2 separate regions of the Homo sapiens genome follow, and region 1 is linked to region 2. The links are chromatin loops, found by intact Hi-C in ENCODE. Cell type or tissue: right lobe of liver. All regions are shown on one strand. Each heading gives the region's core, and the rest is flanking DNA. Links, peaks and the distances in the headings are about the cores only.

Region 1 (5,370 bases), core at 270-5,269, 110 kb after region 2:
GCTTGGAGCCCAAAAGTTTGAGGCTGCAGTGAGCTATGATCATACCACTGCACTCCAGCCTGGGGTGACAGAGCAAGACCCTGCCAAAAAAAAAAAAGAAAAAGAAAAAAAAAAACTACTGAGATGGAGAGACATGGCAAGGCCAGGACTGCAACTCATAGTGTACTATGGACCACGACCTACTGGGCTATAAGCTCCCTGAGGACAGGGTCTGGGTGGTTTCCCTGTGTCCCCAGCACCCAGCTCAGGAGTTTGCACAAAGCAGGGGCTCTGTGCCTAACGAGGGCAGAGAAGGTAGAGACAGACAGAGAGGTGAAAGGAGAAATAAGGAGGCGATGGGAGAAAATAACTCTTTTTTTAAAATGTCTGTTGACACCGTATGGTCTGTCCCCACCAGGGCAATGGCTTCAAACCCAAGTGAGGGTGGAAATAACATATTTTTCTCATACGTTTTGTTTTCTGTTTCTGTAATGTACCCAATGTGTTGGTTCAGTAGTACTGGTATATAATTTATAAATATAAATGTCGCTGTAGGCTAGGCACGGTGGCTCACACCTGTAATCCCAGCAATTTAGGAGGCCAAGGCAGGCGGATCACTTGAGGTCAGGAGTTCAAGACCAGCCTGCCCAACATGGTAAAATCCTGTCTCTACTAAAAATACAAAACTTAGCTGGGTGTGTTGGTGGGTATCTGTAATCCCAGCTACTTGGGAGGCTGAGGGACGAGATTCGCTTGAACCCGGGAGGCGGAGGGTTTCAGTGAGCTGAGTTCGTGCCACTGCACTCCAGCCTGGGCAATAGAGTAAGGCTCAGTCTCAAAACAAACAAATAAATAAATGTCACTGTAAATGTGTGTGTGTGTTTCATGCTCCAAAATGTTTAACTGAAGAGGTGCACAATCAGATTGTTGTGGGGAGCAGTGATATCGACCATGAGCCCCATGAGGGCAGGGTTCATGCTGAGCTCAGTCACTGTTAGGACTCCAGTGCCCAGCCCTGGTCGGGTTCATGTAGGTGCTCAGCGAATATTTTCTATAAGCACGAAAAACAGAGACAGTGAGAAATAGAGAGAGGAGACAGGGCAAAGGAGGGCGGGAACAGCTCTCACAGCCATCTAGAACCCTGGCTGAGCAAGAAGGCCAAGGGAATGGGCAGGTGGGAGGGAGGGTCCCCCTGGGCTTGGGAGGAGGCCCTGGGACTGCAGCACCCGCACCCACCTGTAGACGAGGGAGTCATCAACGGAACTGTTGTACTGAACCTGGTACATGCGTATTCCGGGCACAGGCCTCTGGGCTGGCCAGCGGATGAGCACGGAGTTCGAGGTGAGCTCGGCTGCCACGAGCCGACGCTCAGCCGCAGAATCGTTGGCACCTGGTCTGCCCGGCGTGGCGATGTCAGAGGAGCCGGGCTCGGTGAGAGGCGGCGGGGCAGCCGGCGGGGGTGCCATCAGAGGCAGAGGTACCACGCACACCTCCACGGGCGCCGTCGCTTCCCCAGCAGCATTGGAGGCGATACAAGTGAAGGTGCCACTGTCCCTCAAGGTGGTGATGGTCACATCCAGCGTCCCGTCCCCCCGGACCCGGGTCCGGCTGGAGTTCCCCAGCAGCCGCCCATCAGGTGCCACCCAGTGCACCACCGGCTCGGGGTCACCCACCGCTCGGCAGCGCAGGCTCACCGCCTGGCCTTCCACCACCAGGGCCCGGCCCCCCGCCTGCCGTGTGATCAGCGGGGGCTCACACAGGAACTCCTCCTCGGGGATGGACCAGAAGTAGCGGTCGGTGAGGTGTTCGGGCGTGGCGCAGGTCTCTAAGTCGTCCTCGCGGGTCAGCCGCCGCAGCCAGAGCAGCTCGCAGTTGCAGTGCAGGGGGTTGCCGCCGAAGCTGACGGTCAGCGGGGTGGGCGGCTTGGGCCCGGTGCCCTGCGACCTCAGGAAGAGCCCGTCGGGCGGGAGTTTATGCAGGCGGTTGGAGGTCATGTCCAGACGGACCAGCTTGTGAAGCTGCACGAAGGTCCCCTCCGCGATGTGGTCGATGAGGTTGTGGTCCAGCGTGAGGGTGTTTAGGTTCACCATCTGGCCCACCGCCTCCCACGGCAGGGCCTCCAGGTTGTTGTAGGACAGATCCAGGTCCTCCACGGTGGACAGGAAGGCGTCAAAGGCCGCCGACTCCACCCGGCGGATCTGGTTGTTTCCAAGGATCAGGTGGCGGAGGTTGCCCAGGCCGCGGAGCTGGTCGCCGCGCACCTCCGCCAGGCGGTTGCTGTCCAGGTGCAGGGCCCGGAGGGCACGCAGGTCGGCGAAGGCGCCAGCTGCCACCTGGCCGATGGTGTTCCGGGAGAGAGTGAGGTGCACCAGGCTGGTCATGTTGGCGAAGTCTCGGCGGCGCACGGCGGCGATGAAGTTGTCGGTGAGCCGCAGCTCCACCACGCGCCGGTCGATGGCGGGCGGCACAAAGAGCAAGCCGGTCTTGGCGCACAGCATTGTCAGTGTGGGCGCCACGTTCTGGCAGATGCAGCGGCCGGGGCAGGGCTGGCCACGAGATGCCCCCGCCCAGAGCAGCAGCAGAAAGGGCAGGGCAGCGGGCGGCGGCGAGAGGAGGGCCGAGGAGAAGGGTCCTGGAGCCATGGTGCAGTGGGAAGGCAGGAGGGGTGGGAGGTGAGACCTGCCGGGGAAGGAGCCGGTTACCCAGGCGTGGGACTTGGCCGCCATGGGATGTCCTGCTACGAGTCAGGCCTGGATCCCTCCCCTACCGCCTACAGCTGGGTTCCATAGGATGGTGAGAGGAAGCCACTATCAGCTATTAACAACAGATTACAACACTTCCATGCTGGGCACAGTGGCTCACGCCTGTAATCCCAGCACTTTGGGAGGCCGAGGCAGGCGGATCACCTGAGGTCAGGAGTTCAAGACCAGCCTGGCCAACATGGTGAAACCCCGTCTCTACTAAAAATACAAAAATTAGCTGGGCATGGTGGTGGGCGCCTGTAATCCCAGCTACTTGGGAGGCTGAAGCACGAGAATCGCTTGAACCAGGGAGGTGGAGGTTGCAGTGAGCCGAGATCACACCATTGCAATCCAGTCTGGGCGACAGAGCAAGACTCCATCTTAAAACATAAATAAAAATAAAAATATCTCTATACTGGTTGATAGAATACCCCTGTCCCTACTTGCGTGTCCCACCCTCACCTCTGCCCCTCCTGTAGTAGCTCCCAAACCTCTCATGATCTCCCAACCAGAGGGGTGACACCTGGCCCAACCTGGGCCCTCCAGTACCCACTAAATTGTCTAAAAAATCACTGTTAACTATGGTTTAAGGCCCTGGCTATCCAAGCCATACTCCCTAGCTCCAAATCCCAGCTCTGATACTTACTAGCTGTGTGACCTCCAGCAAGTATCTGAACCTCTCTGATTCTCGGTTTCTTCATCTGTAAAAGGGAGATAGAAACAGGCCTTACTTCTGTGAGGATTAAATGTATTGATGAACATAGCATACTTAGAATAGTGCCAGGCATATAAAATGTGCTTATTACATGTTAGCAATCATCATCATGATCATCAAGTGCTTAATATGTACCAGGCATAGAACAGTGCCCTATTATTGAGAGTAAGTACTTTGAAATCAAACAGACTCAGGTTCAAATCCTGATTCCCCTTTTGCTAGCTCTGTGACCCCCAAGCCAATGATTTCCCCTAGCTAGGCTGTAATTTCTTAATCTGTAAATTGGGATGATAATTGTACCATCTTCATTCATGTACCACCGACCATGCCTGGCATACAGTAAGTACTCAATAAATGTTAAGGGTTTCCCCCCTCCCGCCTCTGGCATTGGCAGGGAGAGTGTCAAAGTGGGAGGGACTGAGGAAAACACATCAGAGTCTTCCAGTTCAGCCTCAGGAAGGCCTTCTCTGAGGTCTGGTTTCATCCTGGGCTCAGTTGAGCTCCCAAGCAAGGCAGACTTTCATGCTCACATCTTTGGGTACACACAACACACACACACACACTCACACACTCACACACTCACGCTATGTCTCTGCTCCAGGCAAAACCTTCCGGCAGGGATTCCCCCTGCGGCGGCTGCAGCCCACGACATGTCAGTTCCCATCACAACACAGGGTGGGCGGGGGGTGAAGAGGAAAGGATGGGAAGGGGGCGTCCCTAAAACTGTTTTCACCCCACCCTGCCCTGTACCCTAGCCCCTGCTGGCCTACCTCCCAGGAATCTGTGTTTGGGGCTACGGCCTTAGGTGGCTTTGATCTTCCTGCCAGTGGGGAGGGGGCCTGGGACAGAGACCAGGAAAGTCAGAGACAGAGGTGAAGAGAGACAAGGAGAGACCAGGGGGAGGGAGAAGTGGACTGGCAAAGAGAGAGAGACAGATTGGGAGAGAAACAGAGAGACAAAAAGATGAGTCTGAAAGGAAGGTGAACAGACAGAAAACTGAGAGTGAAGAATGAGACACAGAAAAGAGAGAGACACAGAAAAAAGACACAGAGATGGAGAGAAAAATAGAGACAGTATTAGAGAGAAAAAGACAGAGGAGGAAAGAGACAGAGAGTAAGAGAGACAATGACCGGGCTGAAGGCGGAAAAAGAGGCCGGATCGGGGTGTCCTACCATCTCTGAGTTCACCCCAAATCTGTCCTTCACTCCCTCTAGATCACTACTCTACAATGTACTGGAAACCCTGGCCTAGAAAGGGGGACTCCAGAATTAGGAGCCTGAGTCTGCCCCTGCTTGGCTGTGGGGTCTTCAGGGCTCAGAATCCCAGTCTATGAAACAGAAGTCCAGAGCCTCGCCTCCGACAGCTGGGGTAGGACTCAAATGGAGGGAATAATAATAGCAATGGAAATAGCTAACATTTATGGAGAGTGGTGCAGCACTGCAGGACAGAATCCGCCCTACTGCCTGGGTTCAGACCTCACCTCCCCACTGTGTGACTTTAATCAAGTGACTTCCCCTTTCTGTGCCTCGGTGTGCTCATCTGTCAAATGGGAATAATAATGGCACCCACCTCATAAGGTTGCTATGAGGATTTAATGAGATAATATTTTATGACATGCTTAGAATAGTTCCTGACAAAGTAAACACTATATACATGTGAGCTGCTGCTATTATCATTATTATTATTACTATTATTATTACTAATTTATTATTTTCTCCAGCTTTCTCAGCCACCAGGAGGTCAGGCTATCGGGAGATCTTCCCACACCCATGCACACGCACATACAAAATGGGCAAACATATTCACTCAACCCTCTAAATGCAGGGGTCATTTCATATCTTGACATATTCTTGTATCCTTTACTGATATCATGAGGAAACCTTGCTTTCCCAAACACCTTAACCATCCTGAGAATGAATGTCTCTTGGCCTGAAA
Region 2 (5,370 bases), core at 273-5,272:
CTTATCCATGGCATTGTCCTGGGTATGGGCTGACCCAGGCCCAACCACCCTGCTGTCTCCTCCATCCCACCCGGTCCTTGCATCCCAGGGACAAGCAGATGACAGACGGGGACAACTGCACAAAGGCTGTATTGCAGGGGAGGTGGGAGGGGGCAGGCAGAACGCTCCTCCTCCTGGGTCTTGGGGCCCCGGAGCAGAGCCCAGGGATGGGCTGAGTGAGGGGCTTGGCACTCTGTGGAAGCTGCAGATGAGAGACCAGCAATGCATCAGCTGCACCTGAAATGTAATCAAGAATTCCTTCCAGGGGCTCTCAGAGACCCAGAGTCTGGTGAGTTCTAGAAGCCTGAGACTGGGTGGGGGCTGGGGAGTCTGGGTCTGAGGCTCCAAGTTCAGGAACCAGGGATCCTAGCCTGGGAGTTTGGAGCTGGGGGCTCCTTGGAGCTCTTGGGGGACAGGAGTGGCTGGGGAGGGTTTGGGAGGGTGTCACCGCTGGATCTAGGTCCCAGGTCTGTGAGTGCAAGGTGGCCTCAGGGACCTCCAGGGTTGGGTCTTGGGGGTGGGCTGTGGGACTGATTTTAGGGCTGAGGCTGGTCTGGAGGGTCTAGGGGAGTGGAGAGCATGAAGGCTACACTGGGTGTTCCTATAATCGAGTCTGGAGTCTTGAGGTCTGGGTTAGTTTTGGAGTCTGGGAGCTTTGAGATGTGATGATCTGGGGAGTGGGGGCTGGCTTTGGTTCTGGGGACTCCAGGGTGAGGGGGTCTAGGAGCTCTCAGTCCCCAGAATTAGCCAGCCCTCTCTGGGAAGTACAGCTGTGGGCGGGTGGGTAGGCGGAAGATTCCAGAAGGTGGAGGGTTGGCTCTGAATCTCAGAGCTGGGGCGGAAATCTCCGTCCCAGGGGCCTGGGCTGCAGGTGGAGTGGGGACCGGGTGCTGGGGGTGAGGAGAAGGAGGACCTGGTTTGGGTGAGGACTCTGAGATGGGGGCCTCCAGGACTGGTTCTAGGGAGGCCTGGTGCTCCCTGTTACAGTCGGGAGCTCAGGGGTGTGGAGCAGCCTCGGGGCTTGGGTGGTGGGTGTGGGGGCTTATGCGGAGCTGGGGCCTGGGCCTGGGGTGGGCTCGGAGCTTTGGGCGGCCGGGCACCTGCAGTAGAGCGCGGAGATAGCGTTGGACCAGTCTCCTAAGATGCCCCGGCGGTACTCCTCCAGGCGCGGGTAGGTGCCGGCAGAGAACTTGTGCGTCTTGCCCGCCTTGCCTTGCCGGGACCACACGGTGAGCTCGCAGCGCGGGGCCACCACAAGTGAGGAGGCGGTGTTGGCCCAGTTGGAGGGCAGGTAGGGCAGGTCTGCGCCCGACTCCAGCGACAGCTCGGCGCCCCCGCAGCAGTTCTCATAGTAGGGGTCGCTCTTGTCATAGAGCTTGGCGCAAGTGCGCGTCCCGTCCGAGTGCTTGAGGTCGGCGGAGGCGGGGCAGGCGCCCTGGGCGCAAGGCACGGAGGCAAGGGCCAGGGCCAGCAGCAGCGGGCGCAGCGGGGACATGGTGGCAGTGCCCTGCCGCAGCCCCGCGCGCTTTTATGCGCCCGACCCGTGGGAAGGGACAAGCTGCGAGATAAGGACTCATCGAGGGAAGGGGAGGGCGCCCCTCCCTCAGGAGCCGGGAGACCTGCCTAACCTAGGTCGGAAGCCCACAACCCTGAGTACAAGGTGGACGCTGTGTATACAACTTAGCACCTTAAGATGTTAGGTGACCAACAACATTATAAAGAGAGACAATAGACAGAACTTGAGGAGGAGTCATTTGCAACACAGAGGGTGGCATAGGTTAATAGACAGAAATGGGAAGAGCTCTTAAAAATTGACAAGGGGCTTGCTGGTTGCTCACGCCTGTAATCCCAGCACTTTGGGAGGCCTAGACGGGTGGATCGCTTGGGCCCAGGAGTTTGAGACCAGTCTGGGCAACATAGCAAGATCCCATCCCTACTGAAAAATAAAATTAGCTCAGCGTGGTGGCATGGCCTGTAGTCCCATCTACTCACAAAGCAGAGGCGGAAGGATCGCTTGAGCCCGGGAGTTCGAGGCTGCAGTGAGCCGAGATCGTTTCACTGCACTCCAGCCTGGGCAACAAAGACAGGAAAAAAAAGATAAGGAATGGAACAACCCTTATTCTAAATAAGGAAAGACTGGGAGGGGGAGGCAGGAGTGGGAGGCTGGGGCCTCCTGGCTGGGCAGGCTCCCTCCCTGGGAGGCAGGACCTTGGGAAAGGAGAAGCTGGAGATAAGGATAGAGGCCCTCGTGGTGGGGCGGGGGGGGGCAGGTAGAGAAGGAGATGGGGAGGAGCCCAACGCCCCACCCCCCACCCCCACCAGGCTCAGACTGGGCAATCTTCCCAACCAAGGCTGGCAATCCAGAATCTGTGAAGTACAAGATAGCAGTATTTGCATAACACGTTAAAAACCTTTTGCAAGACAGTGTACAAAGGCTTGAGGAGATATTTGCAACATTTCAAAAGCATAGCATTGCAAGCTATAATATATAAAGAGTGCACACAGGTTGGGCGCGGTGACTCACGCCTGTAATCACAATACTTTGGGAGACTGAGGCAGGTGGATCATTTGAGGCCAGGAGTTCGAGACCAGCCTGGCCAACATGATGAAACCCCGTCTCTACTTAAAGTACAAAAATTAGCCAGGCGTGGTGGCACATGCCTGTAGTCCCAGCTACTCGGGAGGCTGAGGGATGAGAATCACTTGAACCCAGAAGGTGGAAGTTGCAGTGAGCCGAGATCGCGTCAAAAAAAAAGAGTGCATACAAATTGACAAGAAATGCACTCCTCCCTCCCACATGCTAAGGACAGGCCTAGGAGAGGGAGAGGGAGGGAACAGCCTGCAACTCCCACCCCAGGAGCCAGGAGACTTTCTTAACTAAGGTTGGAAATCTTCAATCTATAAAACTTCAATCTTGTTTTATAGATTTTGAGCTGTATAAAACTGTAAAAACTGTCATATAGCAAAAACAAAACAAAACCCACAAACCCATCCAGGGAAAAATAGACTCAATTCCTATCATATAAAATGAGCTCTTACCAATCAGCCAATAGAAATGAAACAAGGGCCGGGAGCAGTGGCTCACGCCTGTAGTCCCAGCACTTTGGAAGGCCCAGGTGAGTGGATCACTTGAGGTCAGGAGTTCGAGACCCGCCTGGCCAACATAGTGAAACCCTGTCTCTACTAAAAATACAAAAGTTAGCTGGGCACGGTGACACACAGAGCCTCGGGAAGCTGAGGCAGGAGAATTGCTTGAACCGAGGAGGCAGAGGTTGCAGTGAGCCGAGATCACACCATTGCACTCCAGTCTGGGTGACAGAGTGATTCTGTCAAAAAAAAAAAAAAAAAAAAAGAGAGAAAGAGAAAAGAAACAAGCAAAGGAAAAATTAGAGCAGTATAGGAAGGAGAGGGAGATTGGAACCCTCGGGCTGAACAGGGACCCGGACCTCTGGGAGCCTGGCCAAAGCCCTTCCAAGGTTCTTTGGAGTTCCCAGCCTCTTCCCAAAACAGGGTCAAGTGTGTGGATGCGCTGATTAGAGAGACAAGGGTCCACTGGCTCTGTCAGTACAGGTGTGGGCCTTGGTTTCCTCATCTGTGAAATGGGTAATGTTTCCTCCTACGCCATACGAATGTTGAAAAGGTTGCAGGAGATGGTAGAAGGGATGTGGTTTAGGAGGACAGTCCATGGAGTCAAACTGCCTGGGTCCAAATCCCAGCTCCTCTACAAGCTGTGCACATGAAGGCCTCAGGGACACGCTGATGGTACCTACCTCAGAGTGCTGGTATAAGGAATAAATTAATTGGGCTGGGCGCAGAGGCTCACCGCCTGTAATCCCAGCACTTTGGGAGGCCAAGGCAGGAGGATCACTTGAGGTCAGGAGTTCAAGATCAGCCTGGCCAACATGGCAAAGCCCCATCTCTACTAAAAATACAAAACTTATCCGGTCGTGGTGGCAGGTGCCTGTAATCCCAGCTACTTGGGAGGCTGAAGCAGAAGAATTGCTTAAACCTGGGAGGCCGAGGCTGCAATGAACTGAGATCGTGCCATTGCATTCCAGCCTGGGTGATAGAGTGAGACCCTGCCAAAAAAAAAAAAAAAAGGAATAAATGAATTAATCCACATAACAGCACTTAGAGAAGGGATCGGCCTTTGCTAAGTGCCATATGAGCATTTGCCATCATCATCACCACCATCTTTTTTTTTTTTTTTTAAGAGATAGTCTCACTCCGTCTCCCAGGTCTGCAGCCTCAACCTCCTGGGCTTAAGCAATCCTCCCACCTCAGCTTCCCAAGTAGAGAACATGCCACCACAGGCCCGCACCACCACACTCTGCTAATTTTTTGGTTTTTTTTGTAGAGATGGGGTTTCACCATGTTGCCCAGGCTGGTCTCGAACTCTTGGGCTCAATCGGTCCTCCTGCCTCCCACAGTGCTGGGATCACAGGTATGAGCCACTGCACCCGGTGCATCATTATTATTATTAAAACCTTTAGCACAGTGCCTGGCACATAGTAAGGACTCAATAAACCTCAACCATCACAACAACATAACACCAACAATTTGCTGTTATCCACAGTCACTCAGCTAAACCTATGCCCTGCTGGTCCTCCTTAGATGCTGTGGCTTCCACCTCGGGTGGGGTAGGGCTGTTGTAGAGAGCCAAAGACTGGAAACACTTGGAAGTGGGTTCGGATGTTTACTCTGCCACCTGCTTGCTGAGCAACCTTGGGAAAATGAACTTACCTCTCTGAGCTTCAGTTTCCTCCTACCTTCAATGGGATAATAGAAAATGAGGTCTCATGAGCCAGGCATGATGGCACATGCCCATAGTCCCAGTTACTTAGGAGGCCAAGGCAGGAGGATCACTTGAGTCCAGGAGGTCGAGGCTGCATTGAGCTGTGATTGCATCACTGTGCTCCAGCCTGGGCAATAGACGGAAACCCTGTCTCAAAAAAAAAAAAAAAAAAAAAAAAGACGTCTCTATAAAGTAATTTACAACTGATATAATACATTATGAACAATCCATATAATTGTTATTTATAAATATAATATAGGCTGGGCACGGTGGTTCATGCCTGTAATCCTGGCACTCTGGGAGGCCGAGGCGGGAGGATCACTTGAGGTCAGGAGTTCCGAGACCAGCCTGGCCAACATGGTGAAACCCTGTCTCTACTAAAAAAATACAAAAATTAGCTGGGCGCGGTGGCACATGCCTGTAATCCCAGCTACTCAGGAGGCTGAGGAAGGAGAATCGCTTGATCCTGGGAGGCGGAGGTTGTAGTGAGCCAAGATCGTGCCATTGCACTCCAGCCTGGGTGACAGAGTGAGACT

Evidence for each region. A loop is a pair of places that touch in the nucleus more often than their neighbours do. Peaks named below come from ENCODE experiments on the same cell type or tissue, not always from the same donor. Only the 100,000 strongest peaks of a DNase experiment are listed, where the experiment ranks them.
Region 1: it touches region 2 in a loop (2.1-fold over the local background); 40 of 110 quality-filtered maps call a loop at or near these places.

Annotation. Positions count from the first base shown.
Region 1 is chr19:39,312,716-39,318,085 of GRCh38, forward strand. It overlaps LRFN1 (leucine rich repeat and fibronectin type III domain containing 1), which reads right to left. Exons shown (of 5, transcript NM_020862.2): 3 at 3,367-3,421; 4 at 1,216-2,658. The coding sequence starts at 2,621. Among named protein-coding and RNA genes, the nearest start is that of LRFN1, 5.5 kb to the right of the region's middle. In right lobe of liver, for the core only: no CTCF peak of the experiment used is centred there; no DNase peak of the experiment used is centred there.
Region 2 is chr19:39,202,721-39,208,090 of GRCh38, forward strand. SYCN (syncollin) reads right to left here and starts at 1,543. Exons shown (of 2, transcript NM_001080468.4): 1 at 1,140-1,543; 2 at 105-276. The coding sequence starts at 1,534. The coding sequence ends at 267. In right lobe of liver, for the core only: no CTCF peak of the experiment used is centred there; no DNase peak of the experiment used is centred there; H3K27me3 peaks cover 1,192 bases.